Regions from separate parts of the Homo sapiens genome. Here region 1 is linked to region 2. The links are chromatin loops, found by intact Hi-C in ENCODE. Cell type or tissue: prostate gland. All regions are shown on one strand. Each heading gives the region's core, and the rest is flanking DNA. Links, peaks and the distances in the headings are about the cores only.

Evidence for each region. A loop is a pair of places that touch in the nucleus more often than their neighbours do. Peaks named below come from ENCODE experiments on the same cell type or tissue, not always from the same donor. Only the 100,000 strongest peaks of a DNase experiment are listed, where the experiment ranks them.
Region 1: it touches region 2 in a loop (4-fold over the local background); 2 of 110 quality-filtered maps call a loop at or near these places.

The regions. Positions count from the first base shown.
Region 1 is chr7:80,777,463-80,786,192 of GRCh38, reverse strand. All of the region lies in intron 12 of SEMA3C (semaphorin 3C), which reads left to right. Among named protein-coding and RNA genes, the nearest start is that of SEMA3C, 140 kb to the left of the region's middle. In prostate gland, for the core only: no CTCF peak of the experiment used is centred there; a DNase peak (open chromatin) is centred at 4,542; H3K27ac peaks cover 1,913 bases.
Region 2 is chr7:80,854,569-80,863,298 of GRCh38, reverse strand. The region is part of intron 2 of SEMA3C (semaphorin 3C); the gene reads left to right. Among named protein-coding and RNA genes, the nearest start is that of SEMA3C, 60 kb to the left of the region's middle. In prostate gland, for the core only: no CTCF peak of the experiment used is centred there; a DNase peak (open chromatin) is centred at 3,518; H3K27ac peaks cover 784 bases.

The DNA of each region.
Region 1 (8,730 bases), core at 365-8,364, 77 kb after region 2:
CTTGTGTCATTTTCAAAAACAATATTTAGGCATATGTTTTTAATTGTAGTGGAAGCTGCACTGATGATTGCTTACAAAGCCACAGGAGTCTCTTGAGGATCCCATCCTAATAGGAAAGTGTGTGCTGTGACACTGCCCCTGCCAACAGCATCTTACTGAAGAGATGGTAGCGCGCTTAGCCACTGGACCTTATTGTCATAACCGGCTGCATTATAATTTTTAAACAATGATTTCAATTTACCTGAGTCTCTAACAACCAGTATATTGGTATAAAATATTTACTGTGGCCAGGCACAGTGGCTCACGCCTGTAATCCCAGCACTTTGGGAGGCCAAGGCCAGCAGATCACCTGAGGTCGGGAGTTTGAGACCAGCCTGACCAGCATGGAGAAACCCCATCTCTACTAAAAATACAAAATTATCCCGGCATGGTGGCGCATGCCTGTAATCCCAGCTACTCGGGAGGCTGAGGCTTGAACCCGAGAGGTGGAGGTTGTGGTGAGTGAAGATTGCGCCATTGCACTCCAGCCTGGGCAACAAGAGTGAAACTCTGGTGAAATTTCTCCCAAAGAGAGTTCTCTCTTCCTGTTTGTTACTAAAAGGGACAAAATAGCTTTTTTAGGGGAGAATCACAGGTCATTGTCCCAGGATTTCCTAGCATTATATATCTAACTGTCTTGGGAAGGAGAAAACATTTCTTGGGTGTTTCCAGGTCCCCTAGTGTCAGACAGCCCTTCAGCTGTTATAAATGAATGATGATGCTCCAGTTATTGGCACAGTGAAGCAAGTTTCTCTTTTGGCTTTTCTTCTGTATCATCATGGAAAATTCAGGGGAACTCAATGAAGATATTATTTGTCAAAGAAGATGCCATAGGGGAAACTTATGTGACAGTTCATTGGAATGCAAATAGGATTTCATGTAATGATATTCACTTTGAATATTATGAATGATTTTGTAGCTTACAGAATCTCCATGGTAGTTGTGTGGGCTCCGTGCCTGGTAACTGTTACAGTTAGCCCAATACCATTATCGTGTACAACTCTGGCTGAATTTGAGATACTGACCTTCTACTCCCATCAAACTGCATCAGATTATTTTTTGTGTTACCAGATATCAAGCAAAATTAATTATTAATTAATTTAAAAAGAAAAGGAAAAAATGGAGGGAGGAAGGGAAAGAGGAAGTAAGGAAGGAAAAGTGAGCGTTGTCCTCTGACCTTTTATTTCTTATGGTTTTCATTACTGGTATCTAGTCTATGGGTTGGCAAACTAATAATATAACCTATGGCCCAAATCTAGCCCACCATATGTTCTGTATGGTACATACACTAATAATGTTGTTTTGTATTTTTAAGTGGTTGAAAAAGTAAAAAGCAGAATATCTCATGAGCAGTGAAGATTATATGATTTTTAGATTTCAGTGTCCATAGAGAAAGTTTTATTAAAATATAGCCACACCCATTCATTTACATTTCATCTGTGGCTGCCTTTGTACTACAGAAGCAGAGTTGATTAGTTGCCACAGAGACCTTTTAGCCAGCCAAGCCAGAAATATATATATTTTGGCCTTTTACAGAAAAAGTTTGCTTGTCACTGTTTTGGTTGATAATTGTAAATTTTTTAAAAAATTAATACTTCTTCAAGAAGCTATTTTCTAATATGTAGATATAATACAGTAATTCATTATGTTGCCCAAAATTAATATTTCTTCTTTTATCTTGAGTAAAAAAAAATGCTGCTACTTTGTTAAAATTTAAGCTGGAAACTACATTTATTTATTTTCCCACCCATTCCTGATACTACTGTCTATAAAAAAAAAATCACAGGTTGAAAAAATGTATTTTAAAATCAGCACTTGGTTTTATTCTGTAGCATTAGGGCTCTAGGTGTTTTTATGTTCTTTATCTCTCTTTTTTTTTTTTAATCTTGAGGAAGGGCTATAAAACAGCAGGCAAGGGTTCTCATAGGATTAACATTTCTATTTTAACTTTGCCACCTACTGCTTACATCCAGGCTGTTTGTTCAAAGCAGACTGTGTAACACAGTCAAGAGATTTTTGCCAGTTTTCCTTTTGCTTCTGGAGTTATGAAAATATTTAAGTGTCTAGGTCAGGTTCAGAGACATTCTGTAAAATTTATATTTTTAGCATTATACATGAATCAGAATGACGTGGTTTTTGATGAAAGAGTGAGAGTATTCTTATGAATGGGTGTTAGAGGTTTAAGATGATTTAATGCTATTATGATTTTTTAGTGTAGGGTCAATACATGTGTTCTGCTAACATTCTTATATAGTGTATACTGTTTCATGCTTCTTATTAGCTTCCGTTTAACTGGAGGAGTACTAAGTTGGAACATTGGTTCCAGGAAGTCCTCTGAAAGTGTGGAGTTTTGAAGTGTGTGTCACATATGTGAATAAAGCTTTAAAATGCTTGCCTTGTAGCATTAGAGGATAACTGCCTTCATAGTAACTAACCAGTTCTGGCAGTTGCATCTCTTGGAATGGCACACTTAATGAACTGCAGAGCCAGGAATTTTGATTTTTAAAGAACTCCTTAAAATACCCCATGTAAAATTTGATAGCTGGAGCAGTGCATGTGAGTTCAGAAACGATGACTGTCAGCTAGAAGTTGTGTGTGAATGTCACTCTGAGGATGTCTAGACGTCTCCTTTGCTTTGGCGTAAGGAAAAAACCCTTTGTAAGTTACTGATTTTTAATAACATCGTGGGTCACTGCTTTCCAAAGCAGAATGTGGAAACTTCTGAGAGTTTACCATAGATTCTACAGGGATTTTCACAGCAGGAAATACTAATGGAACAGAGTGGAACGATGGCTGAATTGATGGGAGATAGATGATAAGTCACGGTGTCATGACTACTTGATCATGTAGAAGAGTAGCAAAGAGAGGTATGTGAAGAGACAGGGAAAGAAAAGAACATAGCCCTGAGTGAATGCTAATCTAGAGGCAAATGTTGTCATTTACATTTTACTCTAAAAAGAGAACTTATTAAAAATAAAAATACAGCTCATTGCTGAAAAAATTTGTTTCAAAAAGCAGCATTATTTTTCTTTAAGCTACTCTTCAGAGACCTGTTATTTTAAGGACAACGTAAAATCTCATGTAATGATTGTATAAAGATATAGACATATAATGTGTCATATATATGTTAATATATATGATAATTGGTTCTAGTCTGCTCAAATTACCCATTTACTATTTAGTATTCTGGCTTAGGCAAATAAATATATATTTACAGATTTCTAAAATATTTTATTACTATTATAATGATGCTAATTAAATTTATCTGCAGTGCTTATCTTTTTCCAGTAATGCTAAATAAATTATTTCATCCAACCCTTATAAATATCATATGAAGAATTGTAACAATGTAGGTGCCATGGAGGGCAGGGATATGGGTTTGATTGATTTATTGCTGTATCCTTAGTACCTAGACTAGTGCATCACTCAGAGTGTGCACTCAAGAGGTATTATTTGAATGAATGAGTTGCATTTATTATTTGTCATTGTTTTTGGGCAGAATCACAGATAAGTTAATATCATAGAGATAGCAGTTAATATATAATACAACCAGAATATAAACCCATGCTGTCTGATTTCATATATTGAGCATTTATTCTCTTCACATTTTTACCTCATTTACCATAACTACTTTACATTTTTTCCTTAAATGAAGTTCATTTCATTTATATTTTCTCATTTTACTATGAATTAAATGTTTCATCCACATATATCATGATAATATCCCTGATGTGTTGACAGTCAGCGTTAGCATTGGCATTGCTTTGTTTGAGTGATAGCACTCATTTTAACCCATCCATATGTTACTACCAAGTCTTACATGTGAACAAGATTAATCTTGAACAAGGTGACAGAGAAGACTTGGACGAACTGCACCTTGGAACCGACTGAATTTTTGTGTGTGAATTAACTTATGTGCTCGAATTTAACCTGTGAATTTGATATGTTTATGTCAGTTACATTATGCCTAGGAAGAAAGGAGATAAAAATTGGGGGTGAGAGGGGAAGATGTGGAAAGGGAGTAGAACTTTACCTTCATTTTTGATGTATCACTAAATTTTTGCCCATTTAAAATTTGTTTTAAATTGGGACTCATATCTATATTCAAAATGTCTTGCATGCTCACCAAAACACCCATCAAACTCTTTGGCATTTTTTTTTCTTAATTAAAATGGATTCTGCATATATTTGGAGAGTTTGGAATATCATGCAAGGACCTAGTGGCTCTCAGCAGGAGGACAGAGGGCAGTGATTCACTTTGCACCACTGGCTCATTTACTACTGAATCCCTGATGTTTCTCTAGATGACTTGAAAACAATTACAGTCAGACCACATCCCTGAGTGTTGCCCCTATTTAACCCTCTGGTGATAGGAATGTAAGGAAAATTTTCTAGCCTGAAGACATTAAATGATGCAGTCTATTGTCTGTGTGTCAAGAATAAACAGCCACACTAAGTTTTTGTTCTTGATGTGCTGCCAAGTTTCCCTGAGGCAGACTTGGCAGGCTTTGTCCCAAGGAGAAGAATTCACAGCCTGCTGCTGAGCCAGGCCAGGCCTTCCCTATGTGAATATCCATAGGAAGGCTATAGCTGCCAGTTGTGGTGGCGGTTTTTGCAGAAAGCTGGCTTTTAAAATTTTTTATTGAACTTGGGAAAGTTCAAATTCTAGAAAATAGAAGGAAATGTTTCATTATAGAATGCGAAATATAGTTTAAGTTGGAATGAAAAGATCTGAAAACAGAGTTTCTGAGGAAGTCTGTGGTATTAGAGTCGTATGTGTTGCAATGAGTTGCATTCTTATTCTTCTCTTCCACTAATGGGGTGGGCAGAATAATGCCTCTGTCCCAAAAGATCTCTATGTCCTAATCTCTGGAACTGGGGACTTGTTATCTTACTTGTGAAAAGGAACTTGCAGATATGTTTAATGTTACAGACTTTTGAGATGGGGAGATTTTCCTGAATTGCTTGGGTGTGCCCAGTCTAATCACATGAGTTCTTAAAAAGCAGAGCTTTCCTGGCCATTGTTAGAGATGTGATAGTGGAAGAAGTGTCAGAGAAATGTGACTTAGCTGGCTTTGGAGATGGAGGAATGAGACCATATGCCAAGGAAAGCGGGTGGTCTCTAGAAGCTGGAAAATGCAAGGATGTATGTTCATTCTCCCTAAAGCATGCAGAAAGGAACCCTCTCAAAATCTTTTTTTAGTGCAGTGAGACCTGTGATGGAGTTCTAGTTTACAGAACTCTAAGGTAATAAATTTGTGTTGTTTTATGAGACAGGGTCTTGCTTTGTGGCTCAGGCCAGAGTGCAGTGGTGTGATCTCAGCTCACTGCAATCTCTGCACCCTGGGCTCAGGTGATCCTCCCATCTCAGCCTCCGGAGTATCTGGTACTACAGGTGCACACCACCGCGCCTGGCTAATTTTTCTATTTTTAGTAGAGATGGGGTTTCTGCACGTTGCCCAGGCTGATCTTGAACTCCTGGGCTCAAGCCATCTGCCCACCTCAGCCTCCCAAAGTGCTGGGATTACAGGCATGAGTCACTGCACCTGGCCTTTAATGTGTGTTTTTAAGACACTAAATTGGTAATAATTTGTTCATGACAGCAATAGAAACTTAATACAACTAGCTTTTGAGTTATGGCTTAATCTATGCTTCTTTTAATAATTTTTTAAAACAAAGATTAATCAATCCTGATGTTTAAAACTCTGGAAATGTCCTTAGTGATTTATGCAAAAAGATAACATGTTATGTTCTAGAGCTCTTTCTCAACCAGTATAGAATAACATAGTAATATATCACAAAGATGTCATTTATTCAGTCATTAGAATTTATTGAGCTTATTGCACTCCAGGACTTATGATATATAAAGAAAAATGGCAACATCACTTTCCTTTAAGAATCTCTTGACCCAATGGAGGAGACAATTTAATCCAATTCAATGAATATTTATTTCACATGGGAGTGGCTGCCTGATACATATTTGAGATAGTTTTCTATTGCTGTATAACAAGTTACCACAAAATTTGTGGCTTAAGACTACATACATTTATTATCTTAGAGCTCCTAAGGATGATTGCTTAGCTAGCCTCTCTGATCAGGGTATCACAAGGTTGTAATCAAAATTTAGCCAGGCTGCATTGTTTTTTAAAGTTCAAGGTCCTCATCCAAACCCACCTGGTTTTTGGCAAAATTCAGTTCCTTGCTTTTGCAGAAGTAAGGTCCTTAACTCCTTGAGGCCACCCACAGGTTTTTGCACATAGATCTCCTCATTGGCTCTTTAAAATGTGGTTGTTTGCTTCTTCAAGGCTAGTAGAGTCTCTCACTTCAATCTGCTGAGATGGGGTCTCATATAATCATAATCTTGGTATTGACATACCATCACTTTTATATTTTTCTGTTGCTTAAAAGCAAGCCACATGTTCCACCTGCACTCAAGAGGAGGAGTTATACAAGAGCATGACTCATTAAGGGTCACCTAAGAGTGTGTCAGCCATGACCCATACACATTTTTAGGTAGATCATTTTCACGATGATGTAGAGGATACATTAAAGACAGAGAAAAGAAAATGAGACTTTTTTTCTGTTATAGGTAAGAAATGATGAGAGCCTATAAATTAAGACAGGGGTTAGAAATGACATTATCCGATCTAAAAGGTATTTGGGAGAAAGAAAGGACCTGATGATAAAAATTGATTTGTGGCTTGATTGGTAGATATATGACTTGGCAAATGGGGGAAAGAAATAGCATTGACTGATCAAGGTAAGAGAGAATCAGCAATCAGATTTGGAGAGTAATGAATTCCTTTTTTTTAAAATAAATGGCACACTTATCTCCTCTTTTGACCTACTATGCATGAGAGTCTAAATTGATCACTTAAAATACATTATTTCATTAAAACCACACAGCAACCCAATGAAAATCATTATCCCCATTTTACAGTTGTGTAAACTGAGGCTTTGAGACATTAAATGCTTGCTTAGGATGGCAAAGCTAGTAGGAACAATAATTAAATTCAAGCTCAGTTCCATCTCACATCAAGTTGAAGATTTGGTGGACTATTCAGACAGATAAGTCAAAGAGGGTGTTATAGAGAGCACTGTGCTGGAGCTGGAGATCTGGGAGTCATTAGCAATGTGGGTGATAGCTGAATCCATGAAAATGCTTGAAGTCACTCTAGGAGACCATGCAGATAAGGAATTTAACTCTTGGAGCTCATTTAAGGGGTGGGAAAATAAAGAATATTTACCAAGAAAATGGAGAGTGATCATACAAGTAACAGGAGAATAAAAGAATGTGATATTGTGGTGGCCTTGAGAACAAACACTAAAAGGAAGGAAGATGCGGTGGTCAAGATCATCAGATGTGGCACTGTTATAGCTGAGTGCCCTGGTAGTAGGTTATTTTCCTCATCCTATCTTCTTACATGCTAGTAACATTTGCCAGGAGAATAACCATTCCAGATGGAAAGACCTGAGACATGAACAGAAAGAAGTAGGAAGAGGTTAACAATGCAAGTAAATGGGTTGTTTGATGACCACATTCTGAGAGGAAAGATGTTTTCCTTACCCAGGCACCTAGAAATGTAGATAGATATTCAAGGCCAGTTTATGTATGTGGTTTAAACTTTGAAAACTAACACAGAAGAACCTATCTTATGATAAAAAATGGTGCAAGAAAACAGGTTGAGTGACCATACAATTCATGAATCCCAGATGAGTAATTCTTCTCCCCAAACAGTAAAGGATTAAATAGAGAAGATTAGCCCCGAATTTACATCTTTGGACATGTAGTTGTTGTATCCTTTGTAGGATCAGTAAAAACTTACATAATAAACCTGCATTATTGAAGGTGTGTCAGTTTATCTGAAATTAAAATATAAATAGAAACAATTCTTAATGTAAAGAAACAGGAATACTAAAATGTGATATGTAATTTTTAGTAATTCACAAAGTCCTAAAACATTAATTTTAGTGATTGCTGAGGCCCTATGTGAATATTCTTTAGCTATATCACAGGAAATAATGGTAATAATTCATTTTTTGATGGATTATCACTTGAGCCAATACCATATTATGGGGGTTTTTTTAACCCTCACAGAGAAAATTTGCTTCTAGAACCAGAATATACAAACTTATTAAACACTTTTTGACACATTAGATATAGCAGATATTTTTATGAGGACAGACACCTTAGTTGAATAAATAAAGTATGAAGTCACATCTTAAAAGGGAACATTTTGTTGTTTTCTGATTTTTTGGTATGCTTCAATTAAATCAAAACATAACTTAGTCACTCATTATACAATTTCTAGTTTAGTAAAACCACTGGCCTTAAGATGTCTCTTTCAGCTTTGTCCCAGAAATCTATTTTTCAATTAACCTGCCTAAAGGTTTAACTCTGAAACTTTCTACAGCCATGATGGATGCAAGCATGTGTGTGCACCTGTAAAATTCTATATCAACATATGGCAGTGTGGTATGTAGATCAAGAGATATTCCCATAGTCACCATTTCTAATTTTGGTTGTGACTTCACCAAAACCTTGTATAAAACCAAATACAAGGTTGGGTGCAGTGGCTCACGCCTGTACTCCCAGCACTTTGGGAGGCCGAGGTCGGTGGATCACCTGAGGTCAGGAGTTTGAGACCAGCCTGGCCAACATGGCAAAACCCCGTCTCTACTAAAAATACA
Region 2 (8,730 bases), core at 244-8,243:
TTCCATTGTGGTTTTGATTTGCATTTCCCTGATCATTAGTGATGTTGAGCTATTTTTTTTTTTTTTTTAAGATGGAGTCTCGCTCTGTCACCAGGCTGGAGTGCAATGGCACGATCTTGGCTCACTGCAACCTCTGCCTCCCAGGTTCAAGCAATTCTCCAGCTTCAGCTGTTCCTTTTGCTGTGCAAAACCCTTTAGCTTAATTAAGTCCCAACTATTTATCTTTATTTTTATTGAATTTGCTTTTTGGGTTCTGGGTCATGAAATTCTTGCCTTAGTCTAGAAGGGTTTTCCAGTGTTCTCTTTTAGAATTTTTATAGTTTCAGGTCTTAGGTTTAAGTCATTAATCCATCTTGAGTAGATTTTTGTATAAGAAGAGAGATGAGGATCCAGTTTCATTCTCCTCCATGTGGCTAGCCAATTATCCCAGCACCATTTGTTGAAAAGGATGTCCTTTCCCCACTTTATGTTTTAGTTTGCTATGTTGAAGATCAGTTGACTGTAAGTATTTGGGTTTATTTCTGGGTTCTCTATTCTGTTCCAGTGGTCTGTGTGCCTATTTTATACCAGTACCACGCTGTTTTGGTGACTATGGCCTTATAGTATAGTTTGAAATCAGGTAGAGTGATTCCTCAAGATTTGTTCTTTTTGCTTAGTCTTGCTTTGGCTATACAGGCTCTTTTTTGATTCCATGTGAATTTTAGAATTGTGTTTTTTCTAATTATGTGAAGAATGATGGTGGTATTTTGATGGGGATTGCATTGAATTTGTAGATTGCTTTTGGTAGTATGGTCATTTTCACAATATTGATTCTACCCATCCATGAGCATGGGATGTGTTTCCATTTGTTGGTGTTGTCTGTGATTTCTTTGAGCAGTGATTTGTAGTTTTCCTTGTAGAGGTCTTTTGACTCCTTGGTTAGGTATATTCCTAAGTATTTTATTGTTTTTTTGCAGCTATTGAAAAAGTGGTTGAGTTCTTGGTTTGATTCTCTGCATGGTCGCTGTTGGTACACAAGCTACTACTGACTTGTGTATCTTAGTCTTGTATCTGGAAACTTTGCTGAATTCTTTTATCAGTTCTAGGAGCTTTCTGGAGTCTTTAGGGTTTTCAAGGTAAATGGTCCTATCATCAGCAAACAGTGACAGTATGACTTCCTCTTTACCTATTTGGATGCCCTTTATTTCTTTCTCTTGTCTGATTGCTCTGGCTAGGACTTCCAGTACTATGTTGAAGAGGAGTGGTAAGAGTGTGCATTCTTGTCTCTTTCCATTTCTTAGATGGCATGGTTTCAGCTTTTCCCCATTCAGTGTTATGTTGGCTGTGGGTTTGTCATAAATGACTTTTATTATATTGAGGTAGGTACCTTGTATGTCGATTTTGCTGAGAGTTTTAATCATAAAGGGATGCTGGATTTTGTCAAATGCTTTTTCTGCATCTGTTGAGATGATCGTGTGATTTTGGTTTTAAAATCTGTTTATGTGATGTATCACATTTATTGACTTGCATATGTTAAACCAGACTTGCATGTGTTAAATCATCTGAGATGCATTGTTTAATTCAACACTGTATTCTTAGAGCCTAGTACAATGGTTGGTGAAGAATACTTACGCAAAAATATTCTTTGAAATAACAAATGTTGCAATTTAAATCATAGTTGCATTCTATAACCTTTGAGATCAGTCTTCTAAAGGCTTTAAATGTTTAAATTCATAGCTATTTAATTTGTGTGAACAGTGCTCAGTTTTGTTTTAAATCTACCTTGTTATATGTTTGACTTGACATATTGCCACAAATAACCTCTTATTAAATGTGATTTAGATATACAATGAAGTAACTTCTAAAATTTGGACATTTTATGGACTATTTAAAGGAAGGTCTAGAATATTGAAAACCATGGCAAGCAAATATGTAATATCATGCTATTAAGTGGCAAATTTAACTGAAACATATTATATATTATAAATAACTGAATCATTTTGTAATATATATAGTAAGTTTTCAGAACTAGTTGATCTAGAAGCTGTTGCCCTGTGAAAATACTCTATATGTATAAAAAATATGTATTTCTTTTCAATAATAGATAAACTGATGCTTTAGGAATAATTCTTAATAATCGAAGTTTTTCTGAACAGGGGAGAAAACATTTTTTTCATGCGTTTTATACTGAAAGTCTGCCCTGTAGTGCTGTTGTGAGGGAACAGGATGGCAAAGGAATGTTCATATTGGTATGTTCTCATTTTCTCATGTTTGATCAACTGGATAAAGGCCTTTGTTAATTAAGTGAAAATCCATATTATTTCTTTCAATATGCCTTTGATTTAAAGTCACACATAAACTATGTCAACATTACTGGCACTCAATAAACAAACATGAGTTAAAGAAGAATTGTTGAAAGTATGCTTCGAAGGTAACTACAGAAGAAAAGCACTCACCAAGCAGTAGGTCTCCCCAAACAGAATTTTTCAAACCCCACACCTGTCTTTATGGTATCCTATGAAAAGGACCTCATGAGCAAACAGATGTTTGTGTGGGTGGCCTCGTCTTCGCTGTTCATGCCTTTTGATTGAATGCACTTATCCGTTCTGTTTCTGTCACTGCTAGAAGAGTAATGACCATGGGCCCTTGACCTTGGCAGTTTGGGATCTCAAACCTCAACTCTGAATTTTTACCCATTAAGCTTAGATCTTGCTCTCTGATTGAGATCACTTTAACTCTATCAAATGGAAACAGGATAATGTCTCTGTAATACTCAGCTTGGTGAGCAGAGCTCAGGCTATAGTTTTTACTATGTTAAGTCAGTTTTCTCTACCACATTGCCGCTGTGTTTTAAGGGGTGCAGTTGGATCTATTGTATGTCCAGAGCCACATGTTAATGGAAATATGATGGTGCTGCACTGTGAAAGGAGACATGATAGACATGGTAATGTGTCTTGAGGAAGAAATAAAAGTATCATCAAAATATTAAGGCAGAAATTCAAAAATAGTTGGCCATTAGGAGAAGGTTTATAATCTTTTATTAAAAATATTTTTATGATTATAAATTTATACCATTAAACCATGGTCATAGTTTACTTATAGTCATAGGTATAGTTTACTTTAATCATAAAAACTAACCAATAGTTCATTTATTCTTGGAAATAGTATTATTGCTGAATAAGTAGGATAAAAACACTAGTCTATACGTATTTGCTAAGCATACATATTACTAAAAGGATTATTTTAGAAGAACTAAGATATTTGAATAAAAGCTAAGTGGTCGTTCTATAGTCTTTTATATTTTATGCCTATTATTAATTAGAATATTGTTTCCCAAGTTTAAATGAGTTTATAGCACACAGATGAGACATTTTTGAAACCCGATTATTTTAAAAAAAAAAATAGTGTCTAGCAGACTTACAAAGGGACTCCTAAACCAAAACACATGTGAAAGGTGTTAGAGATTGCTAAATTTCAGTTCAGTTCAGAAACATTTTCTGTGCCAGCCAGCCAGCCAGCCACTGAGCTGTCATCACCAAATAAGGCCTCGTGGCTTGCCTCAGAGAGGAGCTTACCATGCAGTGGACTCAAAAGACAGCTAAATGGAGGCTGTCAGCAGACTGTGGCAACAGGAGGGTGCTAAGTTTGAAAATGTGTGCCGCCAAACTATTGTTAATATAGAATACACATACAGAAATCAGCTAAACTTTGCGTTTGACTTAAATCTTTTCTTTTTGTTTTCAACATATGGAATTCAGTTTATGCAGTTGTCTCGAAGTGATTAAGAGAACTAGTTGCTGTCCTGACTTAGAGAGGCTCTTCTGAGCATTTGTGAGCTTACTGGATCACCTGACACTTGGTAGAAATCTTTAGGATGAACTTGAAAATGATAGAGCAGAACAGGTATCCTCTCTAGGGAGCTCATCGGGTACTTTTTCAATACAACCACAAGCTGTAAGACAGGCATAACAAAACTTGATAATATACTTGTTCTAAACAGAAGGAAATGATTTCTACATCTAAAGGCATTAAGGAAAACAAAAAGTTATATAAATATGTATGTATGCATAAACATATAACTAGGATAAACCATTACAGTGGCTCATCTCTATAGGAAAAATAAATATGCTTCTTTGCACCTACACACACACAAACACACATACACACACACACCGTTCTTTTTTTTCTTGAGTTTTCACCACTTTATTTTTTTTTGGATTTATGGTCTAAGAACTAAGGTATGATGAATGCCTGTTTCACGAGGGAGTTTCAAAGGTTTCAAACGATAGGAAAAGATCAAGGAAAGAAAAGAAAAGCCTGAAAAGTTGAAAACTCTTGTAAAGTCTGAGTGTTATAATAAAGAGGACAAATGATGCACCTCTAACCGAGGGGCCCAAACTTTATCCTTTTTAAGATACCATTCTGTTCTACACATCTTGGGTTCAGTTATTCATATGGAGAATTACCTCGAATTCATACTTGCTCTATTTAAAGTGGGAACTAGTCTGGGCCAAAGTACATTTGCTGTAATTAAACACTCCAAGGTCACAAAGGAGGATGTGAAAAGCATGGCCTCTAATATGTATGCATTTTGAATGACTCAACCTGATATAACTCAAGCTTTTTGTTTCTGTTTATCTTAGGTATTTTAAAAATAGCCTTTTCATTTTGTGCACTCTCATTTGAGCATGTGTGATTTGTAAACACACAAAACTAATGCCTATTATTTATTTAATAATTTCCTCATCTTTAAAAATAGGAACTGGAATTCCTCCTCAAAATGTCTGTGGTTTTACAAATTTACAACCTAAAACTCTAATCTCAAACTATCTTAAGAGCAGTACTCTAGCTTATTGTAAATTATTCACAGTTTTTTTCAGTTTGGAATATATCTGGACATCTGTATAACTAAACATTTTCCTCTGGGATCTGGTATCTGGTCATCAGTTAAACCAAATGGAAGCCATACAGGCAAACATATTTGGTCTGTCATGATGTATATCAGTGCTTCTCAAACCTGCTTGAACCTCAGTATCATACGGGAGATTTTTTAAAGTATGCATTTTGAGCCGCACCCAAAGAAACTGTGATCTAGTAGTTTAGAGTACCTGTTTTTGTAAAACTCACCTGAAAGCCTTCCTCCTTATACAAATAACTAGGAGTATAAGCCATCTTGGATAGCAAATACCTAATATTTATTTTCAATATGTCAATGCTAGAAGTGTGATTGAGTCTTTTAGACACATAAAAATATTAAGGTAAATTTTAAGCCATATCATAACATAACAGGATTCCCCATATTATAATCTGATATCTGAATATTATAGAAGTTTTGGTATGGAAAAAAAAGGTCTATTTGAATGAGTTTTCCACTTTATGAACATAGAATATATTTGCCTATATTTAGAAACATCACATACAATAACAAAACATTAATAAGCATGACATGCAACTAAGACACTGTAAGTCTTTTTAGCAAAATTTTGAGCTAGTAAAAATTCTTGGTTTGTTTAGTTAGCAAAGAATATTTAGCTCTTTTACAAATTCTTCATACCAATTCTAACTTGTAACTAATATGATCAAACTATTTTCCCCAATATTACTCTCCTTTTATCAAGGGTCTAGAGAAATGAAATAGCTGACTGTGCTACCTAGAAAATAAGTTTTGATCGATTTAAATGCTTATAAAGATATTCTATTAATTTTTTACAAAGTATTTTTGAATGGGGAGAGACCCCTTTGTAGCACTTTATGGCTACTAATTAAAACAAAATCCTGATAAGCAATTTTCAAAAATTAACATATCTGAAGCAAATATTTTGTCTAATGATAAGCAATTCTGAGATGTCCTGGCTGAATTAGCAGTGAATCATATAATTTATACATTGGATTTTGTTTTTTCTCGTTTTTGTAATTTCTTGCCTTTTTAAAACTTTATTTTAACTGCTAAATTCTTACACAGTATTAATTTGGGGAGGTTTAAGAATATGTGGCATATGAGCACATCCTGAAAATTCAAATTTCCTTCATTAAAGGGCCCGTGTCACTGATGCCAAAACCTGCATGAGAGTGTTTATGTGCTCTTCTTGGGAAAATTGTGCAAATCATGAATTTGACCCTGTTAAGGAACACATATACACATATAACAAGGCAAATAAAACACATTTAATTCGGGAATTAATGAAAGGCAAAGGTGGAGGTCATGAGACACTTTTAAAAAATAGATATTGGTGATGAAATTTGTGAGGTTAGGACCGTAGTGACTGGTCCTCCCATTATGCAGTCGCATGTGGTTGTTAGAATGAAATAAGAGGGAGGAAGAAGGGAGGAAGGGGAGGATGGGGATAATGTTGATTTTCACTTCAAGGTTAATCCTGAGAACTGTAATTTTCATTCCAAATCATGGGGGAGGCAAATGGAATGTCCATTTAGGATGATAGCACCTTGAATTTCAGCCATACTTGGTGGCACAGGGGGCAGAATCTACCCTTGTTCTCCCAAGTCAGGACCTTTAGGCCCAGATTTAAGATTAGGTCCAGTTTCTTTTCAGCCTAGCTCATCAGCAGCAGAGATGTTTGTAGTGGATGAGTTTTATCTAGGAGCAGAAGTGTTGGTAAGATAATGAAATAATGTTTATAACATTTTTTTTCCAGAAAAGAGTTTATATTCGCAAAGCTCATTTGTTTATTAATCCTTTAAACTCCAAGCCTGAGGTGTAAGGATTTTTTTTTTTTTTCAGCATAAATTCCTATTCCAACCTAGTTTTTTTTTTTTTTTTTTTTTCCTTAACCAATGCAGAATTGTGTACACTTTGAAAATCTCTGGCTGGGCTGTCACCATGATGTTGAATGCTGTGCTGCATGGCAGTGCCAGCCTTTCTCTGCTTGTGCTAATCTTCATTCCTACCGGGTTATCATTTCGTTAGTTCACAGTTATTTCATATTCATGTTGCTTTTTTGTTCAGATGTGGATGTATTATTATATATAAGAAGTGGACGTGGTTTGCCTGCCTGCTACATGTAGAAGAGAATGAACAGAAAACATCAAATGTTCTAAAATGTATCCTCAAAGGGGTCATTTAAAAAAATTCAGATAATCTGTCAAATCCATTGTTATCCTGATATCTTTACAGAATTGGAAGAACAGTGAATTTTTACCTGCATATTTATGGTGAGCCCTTCAAAAAAATAATAAAAATTTAAAAATACTCCAAAAAATTTGATAACTATGTTTAATAAAAAATTCCTTTGCTAATGTGTGAAATACTATTAAAAACGATGTTATCTCCTTATATTTAATAGATGTGACCTTTTTTAGGAAGCAAGAAATACATTCACAAAAGCTCATCTTTTTCATGAATTCATGATTCTGAGACTGCTAACTCCTTGCCGAGTCTAGTTAAAACGTAACATGAATGATTGAGGGACGTTATTTTTTTAAAGAGCTGCATGTTGAAGTGAAATCTAAACACAAGCAAAAAAGTTAACTCCCCAGCTCAAACTAGTGTTAGGAGTGAATATTTCAAAGAAGGCAAATTATTAAAATTGTCATCTCCTTTTATTGTCACTACTAGTTGCCTTGTGTTTTGTATCATGTTGACTCCACTAGAGTCATCCAGCCTTGAGATTCAGAAGAGAGATTCTGAACTCAGACTGCCAGGGAGCCAGCCCTGATTCTGCCGTGAATGTGGGCACATTATTGAAACATTTCTGCCCTAGTTTCCTCAGATTAGGATAAAATAATTTTCATGGGGCCAGACGTAGTGGTTTACCTTGTAATCCCAGTGCTGTGGGAGGCCAAGGCAGGAGGATTGCTTGAATTCAAGAGTTCTAGACCAGCCTGGGCAACATAGCGAGACCTGTCTCTATGAAAAATTTAAAAATTACCCAGGAATGGTAGTGCTCACCTGTAGTCCTGGCTACTCCAGAGGCTGAATTGGGAGTTCAAGACTGCAGTGAGCTATGATCATGTCACTGCACTCCAGCATGGGAAGCAGAGTGAGACACTGTCTCAATAATAATAAAATGACAATAATAATAATTTTCATATGTGGAATGACCATCCATTATAGTTTTCCAAGGACAGTCCCTGTTTGTGCCAATTGTCCTGAAGTAATTACTGCTAGCTTTCTCCTTTCACTTTAAAATATGTTCCATTTTGGATAATAACTTATAGTCTTTTCATTTACATAGCTATTGTGAATGTTAAATGAGATGATCCGTAATCATGGAAAGGGCTTAGAGAAATATTGCTTATGAATATAAGATTATTATATTGTATATTATTCTAATATCAATAAAAGAATTGACAAGGGAAATCCAAAGAGCATGCATGCTTTAAATAGCATGGCCTTCCAAGATAGCTTCAAAATGTCTGTTGGCAAAAATCTGGTTACATCTTATCTAATATCTAAATACAGAAACAATGTTGTTCCATTTGTGGATCCACATTCCAAAAGTTTCAAACCACTATAGTAATGAAATGCAAACATAGAAAACAATGTTATTGGTAGAAATAGGTATAAAAGTTGTTCTTGGTCTTTCAGGCAAATATTTTAGGTGAACAGTAAGTTAGGTATTAGTCATAAGCTAACTGGATTTCGTTGTTGGATAAATACCCTCTCCATAAAGATGTAAAAGAGCCCAGATGGCCGCTCATTAATATAATGGATGCAGGTCTTGTACCCAACTGATAGGCACCGGTATACCTGTACTAATATTAAAATATTGGAAAACCCCAGGTGACTCTCAC